Regions from separate parts of the Homo sapiens genome. Here regions 2 and 3 are each linked to region 1. A link is a contact called in ENCODE Hi-C data. All regions are on one chromosome and are shown on one strand. Each heading gives the region's core, a stretch centred on a gene start or an enhancer-like site at or near the end of the contact. The rest is flanking DNA. Distances are from core to core; before and after follow the strand shown.

Region 1 (4,897 bases), core at 1,650-4,149:
CAAAAACCAAACAAAAATAGTGGCCTAGGAGGTAAATGCTCTCAAGGTGCCCATTCTTCAGAGGAGGAAACTGAGGCTCAGAGCAGGGAAGGGCCTTACTCAAGGTCACACAGCCTGTGGTGGAGACCGAGTTCTGACTCAGGTCCACTGGGAGCTGAGTGGCCCTGTGTTATGGACGGCTGGTCTTCCCAACCACCCCTCCCCTTAATAGGGGACTGTCACTCACGTGTCTCCGTCCTCATCTGCACGGGTGGCCATGGCGATGTCAGCAGAAAGGGGGTGTTCCATGGGGCACATCATGGGGTATAGGGGTGTAGGCAGGTTCACCAGAGGAAACGGGGAGCCCATGGCCCGAGTGGGGTACAAAGGCAGTAAGGCTCCTGGACAATGGAGGACAGAGAAGGGACATGGGTGAGGCCACACCCACAGACCCTCAACCCGCCCCCCACTTCTAAAACTTTGCTCCTGTGGTGTCACCTGCCCTTTCTCCTGGGTCCCTTTTGCATCCCATACAGGGTCCTCAGGGCCTAAAACAAACCCCCTTCCACGTCCCTCCTCTGGGCTCTGGCAGCTTCCTCTCCCTCTAGGGCTGGTCACCCTCATTGTCACTTATCTTCTGACCTCAATCTCCAATCAGACAAAGGGTCCCTTAAGAACAGAGGGTGCACCCATCATCACCTAGCAGGGGACCCCAGGGACTGTCTGCAGAGTGATTTTGTGGCTGATGAATTGCTGGGTGCAGGGTGTGGGATAAATGTAGAGTGGGTTTGGGGAGAGTGGAGGCAGAGAGGAGGTGTTACCAGAAGCCTGTTCAAATTGTTTTTGAGATGTAGTCTCGCTCTGTTGCCCAGACTGGAGTGCAGTGGCACGATCTTGCCCCACTGCAACCTCTGCCTCCCAGGTTCAAGCGATTCTCCTGCCTCAACCTCCCAGGTAGCTGGGATTACAGATGCTGACCACCACGCATGGGTAATTTTAGATCAAACTGTTTAAAAAGGGGCCACGGCAGGCCGGGCGCTGTGGCTCATGCCTCTAATACCAATACTTTGGGAGGCCGAGGCGGGCGGATCACCTGAGGTCAGGAGTTCAATACCAGTCTGGGCAACATGGTGAAACCCTGTCTCTACTAAAAATACAAAAATTAGCCAGGTGTGGTGGTGCATGCCTGTAATCCCAGCTACTCGGGAGGCTGAGGCACAAGAATCCCCTGAACTTGGGAGGCGGAGGTTGCAGTGAGCCGAGATCACGCCAATGCACTCCAGCCTGGGCGACAGAGCAAAACAAAACTCTGTCTCAAAAAACAAAAACAAAAACAAACAAAGGCGAGGGGACCATGGCAGCAGGCAAATCCATACCAACCCATCACACAGACGGGGAAAACTGAGGCCTGCTTTCTCACTCTTGGAATAGGAAAGCTGGGAGGCCGTGGCAGAACTCCTGATGCACATAGCTTGAGGCTCTCCAGCTGTCACGCTGATGGGGTGGAGGGTGCAGAAACTACCTAAAGTTTTGGGGCTCTGTAGAACGGCTCTCTGCAGCTTTGGGGGTCAATTGGGGATGGTGACGTGGCCACAGCTGTGGTAGAGGACACCCCTTCTTGAGATCAGGGATGGAGATAGGATGGAGAGAAGAGTGTGTGGTCTTCGTCATCTGCTGATCCTTGTGGGCCCTCTGTTCTTGAACTCCCAAGTTTCCAGGTCCTCGTATCTCCAATACCAGGCCTTGAGGCCTTGAGGCTTTCTGTCTGGAGACCCCTGAAATTTTCATCCTGCCTCTAAATTACCCAAAGTCTCAGAATTACCCAATCTTAGGATCCTCAGTCCCCTGATCCCTTCTGCCCACCTGATCTTGACCTCAAATAGGACCCTGATCACTTGTGGCCCCACATAACTGAGTACCCAGAAACCCGGGTCTCTGTTCTCCTGGGTCCTCAAGACCCCCTGGTATCTGGGTCCCTGGAGCTCTGGTTCATTTCCTTGGATCCTTGTGATCCCAGATATTGGGGTGCTCAGAACCCCATCTCTGTTTTCATAATGCCCATGTCTCCAGATATCTTGGTTCCTGAGATTGTGACATCCTGAGATCCTCAGTATCTGTCTCCTTAGAACCCCAGTCTCTGTTACCCTGACTCCCTTTGATTCTAATAATATCAGGATACAGGGAACCCCAGTTTCTCCAGCCCAGCTCAGCTTCCTCATAACGCTACACATCTGGCTTAAGAGCTTGTACTTTCTTGCCCCTAGGATACCAGGCTCTGTGCCCTGATTCCCTGACACCCCCATATTTGTACCACTGGGCATTGTCCCTGGCCCCCCCCCCCCCACGTCACTCAGCCCCTGGGCTTTGCCCCCCAGGGTCCCCAAATCCCCAGATCCCAAGGCACAGCTTACTGGCTCCCCGATGATCTCATATCTATATCCTTGGAACCTGGGCTTATATCCTCTTGTCCCCCAGGTCCCTGGAGAGACACCGGTTTGTGCCTCAAGCTCTGCCTCCTGGCTCTGGTGACCCTATGCTCTGTGTGGATCCCACCCGGCCCGGACCCTCGGGGGCCACTCACCGGGGTAGTAAAGCGCCTCCGGCCGGGCCAGGCCGTGGGGGGGCCCGGGGACCGCCGGCAGGTCGCAGCCGCCGCGCAGAGGGTCCAGGGGGACGACAAGGCCCGCAGCGCCGCGGGGAGCGGCGGGCTCCGGGGAGGGCGCGCGCAGCGGGCGCTTGCGGAGCGGCAGCGCGGCGCCCGGGAGTCCGGCGGCCTTGGGCCGGGTGCGCAGGTCCACGGGCCCCTCGTCCATGGCCCCCGCGGGGCATCGGGGCATGGGGCCGCCGGGGACGGCGGCCGGAGAGCGGCTGGGCTCGGCTGCACGGGAGGGTGGTTTCGCCGGGCGCCGGGACTTCCCCTGCAGCCGGCTGAACTGAAGGGACTTTTGTCGGCCGGGGCGGTGCCGGCCGCCCGCCTCCCCGCCCCCGGCCCCCCCGGGGCCACCCGTACGCCCCAGGGGTTTCCTGGACCCGCCGCTGCTCCCGCCGCTCTGAGGTGCAGCCTGCCCTGCGCCCCGCCCGCGCCGCGCCCCGCTTGCCCCCTCCCGGCCCGCGGCGCCTGGGGCAGCCAGGCCTCGGCGGGGGAGGGAGAGGAAAGGAGGGGTGGGGGGAGAGGAGGCGGGGTCGGGGGGTGGGGGGGTGTCCCCACCCCTGCTGCCAAGGGCCGCTCTCTCTGCCTCTGTTTTTGTCTTTCTGGCCCTATCTCTCAACATCTCTATCTCTGAGTCTGTAACTGTCTCTCTGGTTCTCCTGTCTGAGTAGGTGTTTCTCTCCGCAACCCCGCGTTTGTCTCTGTGTGCTCTGTTCCGTCTCTGTCTCTCTCTTTTGTCTCTTTGTGTCTGTCACCATCTCTCTGCCTCTCAGTTGCTGTCTGCTTCTCTGTCTCTCAGGAGGCCTTGGCATCTCTGGGACGGGGTTTGGAATCTCGGTTCCCACTTACTCGCTGGGTGACCTTGGCCAAACACTTCCCCTCTCTGAGCCGTTTCCTCCTTAGTGGGAGTGAAGAGACGCACCCGGGGCAGGGACTGGCACTCGGCAGGCGGCCAGGAACGATTCCTCTCCCTCCCCTCTTCCATCTCTGCCACTCCACGTGCCTCATCAGCTGTGGGTCTAAAGGGGCTGGGGGTGGGGTGAGGGTGGGGAGCGCTCCACTGATTGTGTCTCTGCACTCGTTGGGGGCCCTGCCCCCAGCCGGGGCCCGCGGGGCACCGGGGTGGGTGCTCGGAAAATCCTAGGTGCACAGAGAGAAAGAGACATGGAGACAGGCGCAGAGATCTTGAGAGAAAGAGAGATAGCAAGAGACACGGACACCAGGCCAGAGTCAGCGCGACCGAGGCCGGTGCTGCAGGAGCGGGGAGCAGTTTGGCTTCCCCCCGACTTCCCCTCCCACCTCGAGGAGGGGTTGATGGGTGGGGAACAGGCTAGGCGGGTTGGGGGCATGACTCAGGCTGGAGATGGGAGGGAGGGAGGAGGGAGGCGGGACTCTTCCCCGTCTCCTCCCCTCCTCTCCCTCTCCCCGCCCCGGGGTGGGGCCCCGAAGGTCCGGGGCTTTCCCGGATTTCCCTGGGGGCGGGGCAGCCGCTGGGGTTGAGTCCGGGTCACTGAGTCACAGGAGGCGGAGAGGGAGGCTTTGGGGACACAGGGGGCGGGGCATGGGGGCTGCACCCCGGACTTGCCCAGGGGGCACGCGGCGTCTCTCTGGTTCTCTCCCCCGGTCTCCTTCTGTCTTCGAAACTTGCCTGACCTCCCTCTGGTTGTCTCCTGCCCCGCCCTCTGTCTCTGTCTCCCCATCTCTGTTGCTGTCTCTGTGTCCCCTGGGACCTTGAAAGTGGGTATTGGGGCCCCGGGAAGGGACTTTGGCCGGACTCGGGCCCCACCCGAGTGGATCGTTAACCCAGGATGTGAGAAGTGGCTGTGTGGAGAGGCCTCACCCCTTCCCTTCCTTTCGACCTCTCTCTGGATCTCCCTTATCCCCCTTCATGGCGAAACATCCCGAGCACAGACCTGTGTTAATTCCACCTCCACCCCTTGCTCCCGGTGGGACCTCAGACAAGCCATCCCCTGCCTTGAGACTCAGTTTGTTCTTCTGGAAAATGGGACCAATGGCAACCCCTGCCTGCTGGTGTTGTGGGGGCCACAGCAAGGGAAGAGGGGAGGAATTCGGTTGGACAGGCTGGGGGCTGTGTTCCCTGCCCATCCAACCCCACCCCTGGGGACCCTCAGACACAGGAGAGGGGTGTGGAGCACTATCCCAATGCACAGAAAGGAAAGCTGAGGTTTGGAGGGGCGAGGCTTAGGGTGGGGACCCTCAGAGGTAGGGTGGGAAGGACACCCAAGCCTGTCCCACTCCTGGCATCCC
Region 2 (4,897 bases), core at 1-2,500, 6.6 Mb before region 1:
TGGCCTGGGTGCAGCCCCCACCAGGCCCAGCTAGCTCATCTTGCGGCTGGGCGGGGCCCAGGACTGCTGCTGCTGACCGCCTTGATAGGCTACACCGTGAAGAATGCGTGGAAGAACAACGTCTTCTTCTCTTGGTCCTATTTTTCTGGGTGGCTGGCCTTACCCTTCTCAATTCTCGCGGGTAAACTGGACAGCGGGAAGAGGGTGGAGGAGACTGCCCAGAAGACCCTCACCCCAGAGGCTCCCCAGCTGCCCTCCCAGGAAACCCCGGGGACCTCTCGGGGACTCCCCAACACACTAACGACTCCCGCAGACCCGGCAGAGACCCCCTTGGAGCCCCAAACCCCAGTCCCCGGGGCCCTCCCGGCCATCCGCCCCAGGGCCCACCTTCCTCTCCCTGCTCCGCACCCCCGTCCCCCCAGGCTTCTGCTTTCTGCTGGCAGACATGATCATGCAGAGCACCGACGCCATCAGTGGATTCCCCGTGTGTCTGTGACTGCAGCCTGCCTGGGGCAGAATAAAGGAACGGCTTTTTTTAGCGCTGCGGCTCCGCGTGCTTTTCTGCGGGTCGTGGGGACGCAGGCACGGGGTTGCATAGAGGCTCAGGGAAGACATAAGGACATGAACTCATAGGGAACGTGGAGACAGGGAGACACAGACATGGAGACACAAGTCTCCATGGATTGGGATGGGAACAGGGACATGTGGGAGGGGCGGGGCCAGGAGGGGACGTGGGCCTTTGGAGAGGGTGTGGAGAGGCTGTGGGGACGACATGGAGGTGAAGTAGAGACACGGACAGGGGAGGATACGGATATGGAAGGGACAGGGAACACGGGGATGGAGAGAGTGGAGAGACCGACGCGCGAGGATTCAGAGGCGTGGGAATACGAGTACCGCGACTTGGAGAGGCCGGGAAGAAGTGGGGGATCTGGAGAGGGAGAGCAGATCCGGGGATACCGGGAAGTGTTTATAGGACCGGGAGGATCTATAAACTCCGGGCGCGCTTCCCTCCAGTGCACGACCTTTCCCCTAGTTCTCTGCCCTGCCCTCTCCGCCAGGCCTTTCCTTCTCTCTCCAGGTCCCGCTCGCTCCCCGAGATCCGCTTCCCATTGGTTTGCATTGCTTGCCACACCTCCCTTCCTTCCGGCCTCTCGATTGGTCCTCTGTCGGGGAGGCGGGCTCTGCAGCGGTTGACTGGCTGACCGTGCTGCGCGCAGGCGCAGAGAGGGGCGCGGGGGGCGGGGGTGGTGGGGCTTCTGGACTGAGCCGCTGAGGGTGCGGGCTGACCCTGTAAGTGGCTGCGGCGGGAAGATGGCGGAGCTGCGCGTGCTCGTAGCTGTCAAGAGGGTCATCGACTACGCCGTGAAGGTGATCGGGCCCCCCTCTCCCACATCCCTGAGTCCCGCAGCCGTGTGCTTCCGGGGCCACGAGCGCACACTGGGTGGGGGTCTTCTCGTAACCCCCGACCTCTGCCGCTTTAACCCCCAAACGTCAAAGTCACCTGAGGGCAAAAATCCAAGAGTGAAGTTCTAACATCCGATCCCTCCGGGGTCACGGCCATGTTCTCTTTTCCCTCGTTCTGGATTCACTCTCTTGATAACTGTTCAGAGTGAGTTGCTTTCTCTATTTCTTACCCACTGGAAGAAGTCACGGTCCCTGTTTAATGCACGGAGAAACTGAGGCACAGAGAGGTCACCCAGCTAGAGAAGGGCAGAGCCGAGAGTTCTATCCAGGTTCCTCTGACTGCTTTCACCCACTAGGCTGCATTACTTACCATTGTACTCTTATATTACCCGAAATGTGCTATAGAGGGAGTCAGACAGGGTCCTGTGGGGCCCCAGAAGCTGCTTTCCACCCTCCATAGCCACAGGGTGAGCCAGGAGGCTCTAGCTAGGGAGAGAGAAGTGTGTTTGCTAGAGATGAAAGTTCAAGGAGCCAACCTGACTGAGCTGGGGGTAGCTCACATTCTCCATGAAAGAGGTGGGGGAGGGTGCTCTCAGCGCCTGGCTTGTTGTCCCCAGAGGGAAGCTGGTGTGGACAGAGGTGAATCAGACACGGTCTCTCAGGCCCGTTTCTCTCAATGCTTGGCCTGAACTGGACTGAAGATGGTGACTGTCTGTCCATGTCTGTCCTTCCCATCAGCCTGGGGACTTACCTCCGTGTCCCCAGCATTACCTAGCGCAGGGCCTGGCACCCTGGAGGCCTCAGGGTGGGCAAAACCAGGGTCACAAAGTTGACACTGATACTGCCCCTGCCTGCTTAGGGAGTGGGCTGGGGAAGAGGGTACAGGAGCCAGACTTGAGCATGAAAGTGTCAGTGATGATAGCAGCCAGCATTTAGCGGGTACTTACGTGGCAGGCATCGTTCCAAGTCCTTTGCAGAGATTAACCCATTCAGTCCTTTCAGTACCCTTTGTATTATTTATTATTTATTTTTATTTTTTGAGACGGAGTTTTGCTCTTTTTGCCCAGGCTGGAGTGCAATGGCGCAGTCTTGGCTCACTGCAACCTCAGCCTCCCGAGTTCAAGCAATTCTCCTACCTCAGCCTCCCAGGTAGCTGGGATTACAGGCATGTGCCACCACACCTGGCTAATTTTTTGTATTTTTAGTAGAGATGGGGTTTCACCATGTTGGTCAGGCTGGTCTCAAACTCCAGACCTCAGGTGATCCACCCGCCTGCCTCGGCCCCCCAAAGTGCTGGGATTACAGGTGTGAGCCACCGTGCCTGGCCGACCCTTTGTATTATTAATTCCATTGGATAGATGAGGAAACTGAGGCCTGTCAGATCTCCCAGCCAGTAAGTGGCAGAGTTACGATCGAAACCCCGGGCAAGTCTGGCTCTAGACTCTGCTCTCCCATCTCCCTCAATGCCCCCTGTCCTAATGATGCCTCTGGCAGCACATGACAGGGATGTCACCTGTAGCCCTTTTGAGACACATTCCTCTTGGGGTCCTGGGACCCAACACTTGGTTTCCTCCCTGCTCTGACTGTTCGTTACTGTCACATCTTTGGAGTCCTACAGCTCCCTGGGCCTCTTCTCTCCATCCCAGCCCTGGCCTTCCACGCCTGGCATGTCTGGGATTGGATCCGTCTCCCCCATGGTGCAGGCCCACGTTTGACTCAGCTCTGGTCCCAGCATCACTCAGCACAGAGCCTGGCACATGGATGTCTCTGGTGTGCTCAGGGAGAGAACAGAGGGGAAGCGTGAAGGCCGCGTTGAATCAGCTACTGTCCTTTCCAGAGGGTGCTGCCTTCCCCTCCCGCAGTGCCCCAGGGCTCCCTGCATTACATCCTGTCTCACTGGATGTGTCTGTTGATGTCCTTTTCAGAACAAATAAATGATTCAGACCCTGCCAGCTTCCTAAACACCAGATTAGACCTGGGTACTGTCCCACCCTCTTTCCCTTCTCCCAAAGCTGTCAGTTCTCCACCCCCCACCCTTCTTGCCCTATTGTCTCTTGGTGTCATTGTCTCACCTGGACCCTCACCCGGGTCCTCCCTCACTCCCAGTCTCTCCCTCTCAGCCCACCTCTACCCAGCCTTAGGGGCCTTTCTGCACCCAGAGCTCACCCTGCTCTCCCCTGCTCCCAGCCTGCCTGTGGCTCCCCAGCACCCTCAGGACAGAGTCGCAGCCCCTCTGCCTGGCATTTGGGATGCTTTGTGGTCCAGCCTCCTCTTCATGGTCTGCTTCAGCCGTCCACTTCCCTCCTTGGACCCTCCCTTACCCTTTGTGCTTCTGCCACTGTGACCTGCTCCTCCTGTCCTGACAGACCAGGCCGCGGCTTGCCCGTTCCATGCCTTCTTCCAGCACCACCCTCCTACCTCTGCTTTCTGTCCTTTGTCCTGCCCAACTCCAACTCATGGATTATATCAAAATCTAGTGATTCTCGGCCAGGCGCGGTGGCTCACACCTCTAATCCCTGCACTTTGTGAGGCTGAGGCGAGTGGATCAGTTGAGGTCAGGAGTTTGAGACCAGCCAGGCCAACATGGTGAAACCCCATCTCTCCTAAAAATAAAAAAATTAGCCAGGCATGGTGGCACGTATCTGTAGTCCCAGCTACTCGGGAGGCTGAGGCAGGAGAATCGCTTGAACCTGGGAGGCAGAGGTTGCAGTGAGCCAGGATTGTGTCCCTGTACTCCAGCCTGGGTGACAGAGCTAGACTCAGTCTCAAAATAATAATAATAATAATTTAGTGATTCTCCCTGGCATCGCCTCCTCCAGGAAGCCCCTGACCCTACACCCTCAGGTTGCCTTGGTATATCCCTGGGGGCTTCTGCAGTCCCTAGATTTGCTTCCATCAGCCCTCGCCAGACTGGATTGGGATCCTCTGTTTACCCCATGTTCCCCACTGCCCTACTCCATCATCCCCAGGCTGGTAGCTCCCTGCAGAGAGGGGCCATGTCTGATCCACCTCTGTTCCCAGAATCACGTGCTCACTCCCTGACCTCTTTCACCTCCTTTTCAAACATCACCTTCTCTGGGAGGACTTCCCTGCTTGCCTCCTTAAAATCACAGGCCCCAGGTCCCTGTGTTTTGCTGTGTTTTCCCCTATACTTAGCAACTAGAAAGGGAGAGGAAAGTATGTTTGCTAGAGATGAAAGTTCAAGGAGCCAACCTAACTGAGTGGAGGGAGTGACTCACATTCTCCATGAAGGAGGTGGGAGCAGGGGCACCCTCTGAGAGCCCAGCTTGTCCCCAGAGGGAAGCTGGTGTGGACACTTTGTAATCCACAGTGTTGTTTACTTATTGATTGCTCTGGTGTCTGTCGCCCCTTCTGGAATTTGAGCTCCAGGTGTGGGGGAGACAGTTTGATGTGGTCACTGCTTCCTGAGACAGTGGGTTCACTACTAGAATAGTGCAGACCTCAGACTCCAAGCCCAGCGCCTGCGTCCACT
Region 3 (4,897 bases), core at 1,554-4,053, 6.1 Mb after region 1:
CCCGGCCCCAGAGGAAGGGAGCTGGGAGGTAAGAGAATGACACATGGCAGCAAGGCCTGGAGGTTCTGGGGAGTCCTGGTTTCCACCCAGGGCCTGAATGGTGCCCCAGCCTCACCCTGTAGGCAAGGGACACTATAACCACGAACAAAGCCCACACCCTAACTCTCGGGAGGGAGTGAAACCCGGCTCGCAAAAGGAGTCACTTGAGGAGTGGCAGAAGACAGGAAGGGAGAGAAAAGGAAGGTCCCCCCACCCTTATCACCTGAGAAAAAAGGGGGAGGGGTTTATTTTCTCCAGCACCTTCAGCTGCAGAAGACAAAGCCTAGACATTCTCAAAACCACCACTGTGGCCCCTGCTCCCTCCCAACTTTCCAGGTCTCTTGGCAACCTTTTCCAACCTGGCACTGCCTCAGGCAATAAATTATTGTTGAGACTCCAGAACAGATCTCACCTTCCCCTCAAAAAGTGAATTTATGCCAACTATCGCAACCTGTCCATCCTGCAGTAGGTGGGGCCACGGATAAGGACACCCCTCCCACCAAGCCACTGCCATGCCCCTCAGTTACTACGGATGAGGAAATTCAAGCAACGCTGGTAATGGACCCAAGGTTATGCCCGGCCCCACCTCAGGCTGCCTTGGAACAGCTGCTCCTTCCACCCTTCCCACCCTTTCCCCTCCAGCCTGGGCTAGGCTGCCTGTGCCAAGCTCCTGGCCACCAACTCGCGCCCTCGAGAGGCTTCCAGTCACTCCCCACTCTGCCAGGTCACCACTCAAAGCCCTGTAGCCTGTTCCTGAAAAATCTCCACCAAACTCACTCTCCCAAACCTTCAGAGCCCTGTCCAAAGTCCCAACTCTACACACATCCCTCTTTATTAACAGAATCACCGCAGGGAACCCTCGGATCCCTTTGCATTTTGCAGATAACAAAACTGCCCGGAGAGTTCAAGGGTCTTGTCCAAGGCCACAGAGCGAATCAGTAACAAATCTGGAAAGAAAATCCAGATCTCCAGATCCCACGAAATGCTTCCAACTTCAAGTACCTCCCACCCATTTCACGCACAAAACTTCTGAACAACCCCTTCCCCCCACACACACCCACTCACCACGCTCCTTTCTTTAGCTCTTCCTGCACACACTCAGAGCTCCCCCCTCAACCACACTGGATTTATCCCCCCCCCACAGACACTGACACCTCGCTCGGGGATCCCACTCCACTTCTGATCACCTTTTCACTGCTGTGGGGCCCTACCAAGTTGCCCCCCCCGCCCCCCAAAAAAACAGTGCCACCTGAACACAGTCTCTGCTTCAGGATCCCTTCACCTACCTCCGGTCTCTCCAAAAAAGACACAATTCTTCCTGGACACTCTCAACGCTTCCTCCCCAAACTCATTCTGCCTGCACGACACACACACGCTCTCCAGTCCCGGGACTGCACCTCCAGGAGCCAGCACCCCCTCCTCAAATTCCTTTCTCAGTCTATCCATTACGCATTCCCTTTCTAATGAGACTTTCATTTTCCTAAACGAACCTCTCTCCCATTATCCACCATTCCAGCTCACCCTCCCTCCCACCGATCTCACCTTCTCCCTCTACACTTCCTCATTCTCTCCAACGCTTTAGCTTTTCAGCTTCCCATCAATTCTTTAGAAATCCCTCCCCAAATTATCCCCACTCTCCGTATCCCCTCTACTTCGGCTTCTCCATCCCTCATCAATTCCTCTTATTATTCCTCCTATCTCTTAATCTTCTCCCCTTTGGAACAGGGCACCACAAATAAATCTCACCCCCTTCAAAAACGTCTGATTCACGGGCCCCTTAACTTCTTCCTTCCGCACCCCACCCTCCTCAGACCCCCAGTCCTGGCACCTCTACCCTCCTCACACCCTAAGCCCATGTCTTTTCATGCTCAATTCTACCCTTAGCCCCTGTTTTCATCTTCCCAGCCTCCCTAGTCTTCCCACCCGTCTTCAGACCCCACAATCTCCACTCCATCCTCACACTTGATTCTTCATCCCCTTTATAACTCCCCCAACCTGAGGCTCCCCCAATTCCAATCTCCTTCAGATCTTTCTGCTCTCCAAATAACCAACCCCTCCACACTCAAGCTCCTCCTCACACTTCCCAGACCCAGAAATTCCCTTCTCAGCCTCCCCTGATTCTCCTCCCAGCACCCCCAACCCATGCTCCGACCCTTCAAGCCCGCCTCGGATCCCAGTTCCATTTCAGCCTGCCCAGTCATCTCCTCGGTTTCCCCTAATGGCACGCCCAGACCCTCCAAATCCTTCATCAGCCTTCCCGATTCCTTTTATTTGACTCCCATATTCCCCACCCAGCCGCCAATTCTCTTTTCAGATTCCCAATTCCTTCCTCTAGCTCGGCGATTCCTCCTCAGGACTCCAATTCCCTTCCCGGACCCGCCAATTCCTTCTCGGGACCCCCCCGTTCCCATCACAGACGCTCCAGTTACCTTTCAGGACCTCCCACCCCTCCCCGGGCCCCCTCAGAAAAGCCCCTCCAGCCCGTCCGGCCCGCGGGCCGCGCACCTTGCGCTGCTGCTTCTCCCAGGCCGGGTCCAGCAGCAGGTCCCGGTCCCAGTCGTCCTCCTGGGCCATGTAGTCGCCCATGCTGCCCCCGCCGCCAGCGCCATTGCCCGCGCTGCTGGGGCCGTACTGGTACGACTGGTTCGCCGCGTGGTAGTCCACCATTCCGCCGCCTCTCGCTCGCCCACCAGCCTGTCCGCTCCCGCCTCAGCTCCCGCCCCTCTGCCCGAGCCGCCGCCGCTACCGCCGCTTCAGCTGCTTCAGCCCGCCCTCCGCCCGCGCCTGCGCACTGCCCGCCGCGCCTGCGCACAGCGCCGAGGTTGCCGCCCTCCCGCGCGCGCGCGCCTGCCAAACCAGAAAAGGCACCAAGGCCGCGCTCCGGAGCTTGGCGCCTGCGCAGAGTCCCGCTTCCTGGCCGCCCGACTCAGCCCGGGGGCGAGCCGCGCCCCCTCTCCGGCGTGAACGCGCGCGTCGTTCGCGTATGGGCGGGGCCAGATCATGAATGATTCATAAGGGCAGGCCCCGCCATCGGACCTGAACCAGCTCAGGCTTGGAATGCACTGCACCGGGTTCCCATTCAGCGACACAAATTCAACAAATATTTATTGAACACCTATTCTGTGCCAGACTATGTTTTACGCAGGCACTAAAAACAGAAAAAAATCCCAACTTTCATGAAACTACCTTCTAGTAAAGGAAGCCACATACACACAAATCTACTTTTATTTTTATTATTTTTTGAGACGGAGTCTCGCTCTGTCTCCCAGGCTGGAGTGCAGTGGCGCGATCTCGGCTCACTGCAACCTCCGCCTCCCGGATTCAAGCAATTCTCCTGCCTCAGCCTCCCGAGTAGCTGGGAACACAGGCATGCTCCACCACACCCGGCTAATTTTTGTATTTTTTTAGTAGAGACGGGGTTTCACCATGTTGGCCAGGCTGGTCTTGAACTCTTGAGCTCAAGCGATCCTCCCGCCTCAGCCTCCCAAAGTGCTGGAATTACAGGCGTGAGCCACCGCGCCCAACCAACACACAAATTTTTTTTTTTGAGACGGAGTTTCGCTCTTGTTGCCCAGGCTGGAGTGCAATGGCGTGATCTGGGCTCACTGCAACCTCCGCCTCCCAGGTTCAAGCTATTCTCCTGCCTCAGCCTCCCGAGTAGCTGGGATCACAGGCATGTGCCACCACTCCTGGCTAATTTTGTATTTTTAGTAGAGACGGGGTTTCTCCATGTTGGTCAGGCTGGTCTCAAACTCCCGACCTCAGGTGATCCGCCCACCTCGGCCTCCCAAAGTGCTGGGCTTACAGGCATGAGCCACTGCGCCTGGCCTCAACACTCAAAATTTTAAAAAATATGTAGACAGGCACAGGGGCTCACACCTGTAATCCCAGCACTTTGGGAAGCTGAGGCGGGAGGATGGCTTGAGCCCAAGAGTTCAAGGCCAGCCTAGGCAACATAACAAGAACCTGTCTCTACAAGAAATGTAAAAATTCACTGGGCATGGCTGTGTGCACCTGTAGTCCCAGCTACTCAGGAGGCTGAGGAAGGGACATCACTTGAGCCCAGGAGTTCCAGTCTGCAGTGAGCTGTGATCACACCAATGCACTCCAGAAGCGAAATCCTGTCTCAAAAATATACATAAAAGTAAAAAATAGGTAGTATTGTATATTCCAAGGTGTTGAGTATTTGGAGAAAAATCAAGCATGGGCTGGAATGCAAATAAACTACTCAGGTAGGCTTCATGGAGAAGGCAGACATTTAAACAAAGGTGCGAGCCACTGCATCAGGAAGCATCTTAAATTTAAATATTCAGCCAGGCACTGGTGGCTTACTCTTGCAATCCCAGCACTCTGGGGAGTCAAGGCTGGAAGAGTGCTTGAGCCCAAGAGTTTGAGGCCAGACTGGGTAACATAACAAGATCTCATCTCTACAAAAAAATGTTTACATTAAAAATAAATGGCCGGGCGCAGTGGCTCATGCCTGTAATCCCAGCACTTTGGGAGGCCGAGGCAGGCAGATCACGAGGTCAGGAGTTAGAGGCCAGCCTGGCCAACATGGTGAAACCCCGTCTCTACTAAAAATACAAAAATTAGCCGGGCTTGGTGGCATGCACCTGTAATCCCAGCTACCCAGGGGGCTGAGGTAGGGGAATCACTGGAACTCGGGAGGCAGAGGCTGCAGTAAGCCGAGATCGCGCCACTGTACTCCAGCCTGGGCGACAGAGCAAGACTCCGTCTAAAATAAAAATAAAAATAAATAAATAAATATCCGGCCAGGTGTGGTGGCTCACGCCTGTAATCCCAGCACTTTGGGGGGCCGAAGTGGGCGGATCACCCCAGGTCAGGAGTTCAAGACCAG

What was found. A loop is a pair of places that touch in the nucleus more often than their neighbours do. Pooled maps may share reads with other maps.
Region 2: a loop to region 1 is called in a map of sigmoid colon, with 5 times the contacts of the local background. The contact joins the promoter of ETFB here to the promoter of BCL3 in region 1. A Hi-C loop is called at or near these places in 2 of 168 maps with a recorded cell type or tissue (CD8-positive, alpha-beta T cell and sigmoid colon) and 11 of 50 pooled maps.
Region 3: a pooled map shows a loop between it and region 1 (6-fold over the local background). The contact joins the promoter of ACTN4 here to the promoter of BCL3 in region 1. A Hi-C loop is called at or near these places in 5 of 50 pooled maps.

What each region holds. Positions count from the first base shown.
Region 1 is chr19:44,746,710-44,751,606 of GRCh38, reverse strand. It overlaps BCL3 (BCL3 transcription coactivator), which reads right to left and starts at 2,899. Exons shown (of 9, transcript NM_005178.5): 1 at 2,561-2,899; 2 at 227-380. The coding sequence starts at 2,816. RefSeq lists silencers at 2,661-3,250, 3,661-3,790, 3,851-4,330.
Region 2 is chr19:51,362,741-51,367,637 of GRCh38, reverse strand. It overlaps ETFB (electron transfer flavoprotein subunit beta), which reads left to right and starts at 1,250. Exons shown (of 6, transcript NM_001985.3): 1 at 1,250-1,368. The coding sequence starts at 1,312. CLDND2 (claudin domain containing 2) reads left to right here. Exons shown (of 4, transcript NM_152353.3): 3 at 62-181; 4 at 423-540. The coding sequence ends at 496. RefSeq lists silencers at 1-134, 405-454 and an enhancer at 684-1,643.
Region 3 is chr19:38,645,555-38,650,451 of GRCh38, reverse strand. ACTN4 (actinin alpha 4) reads right to left here and starts at 2,803. Exons shown (of 21, transcript NM_004924.6): 1 at 2,545-2,803. The coding sequence starts at 2,706. RefSeq lists enhancers at 121-200, 829-1,123 and silencers at 829-1,123, 1,082-1,280, 2,464-2,543, 2,774-2,963.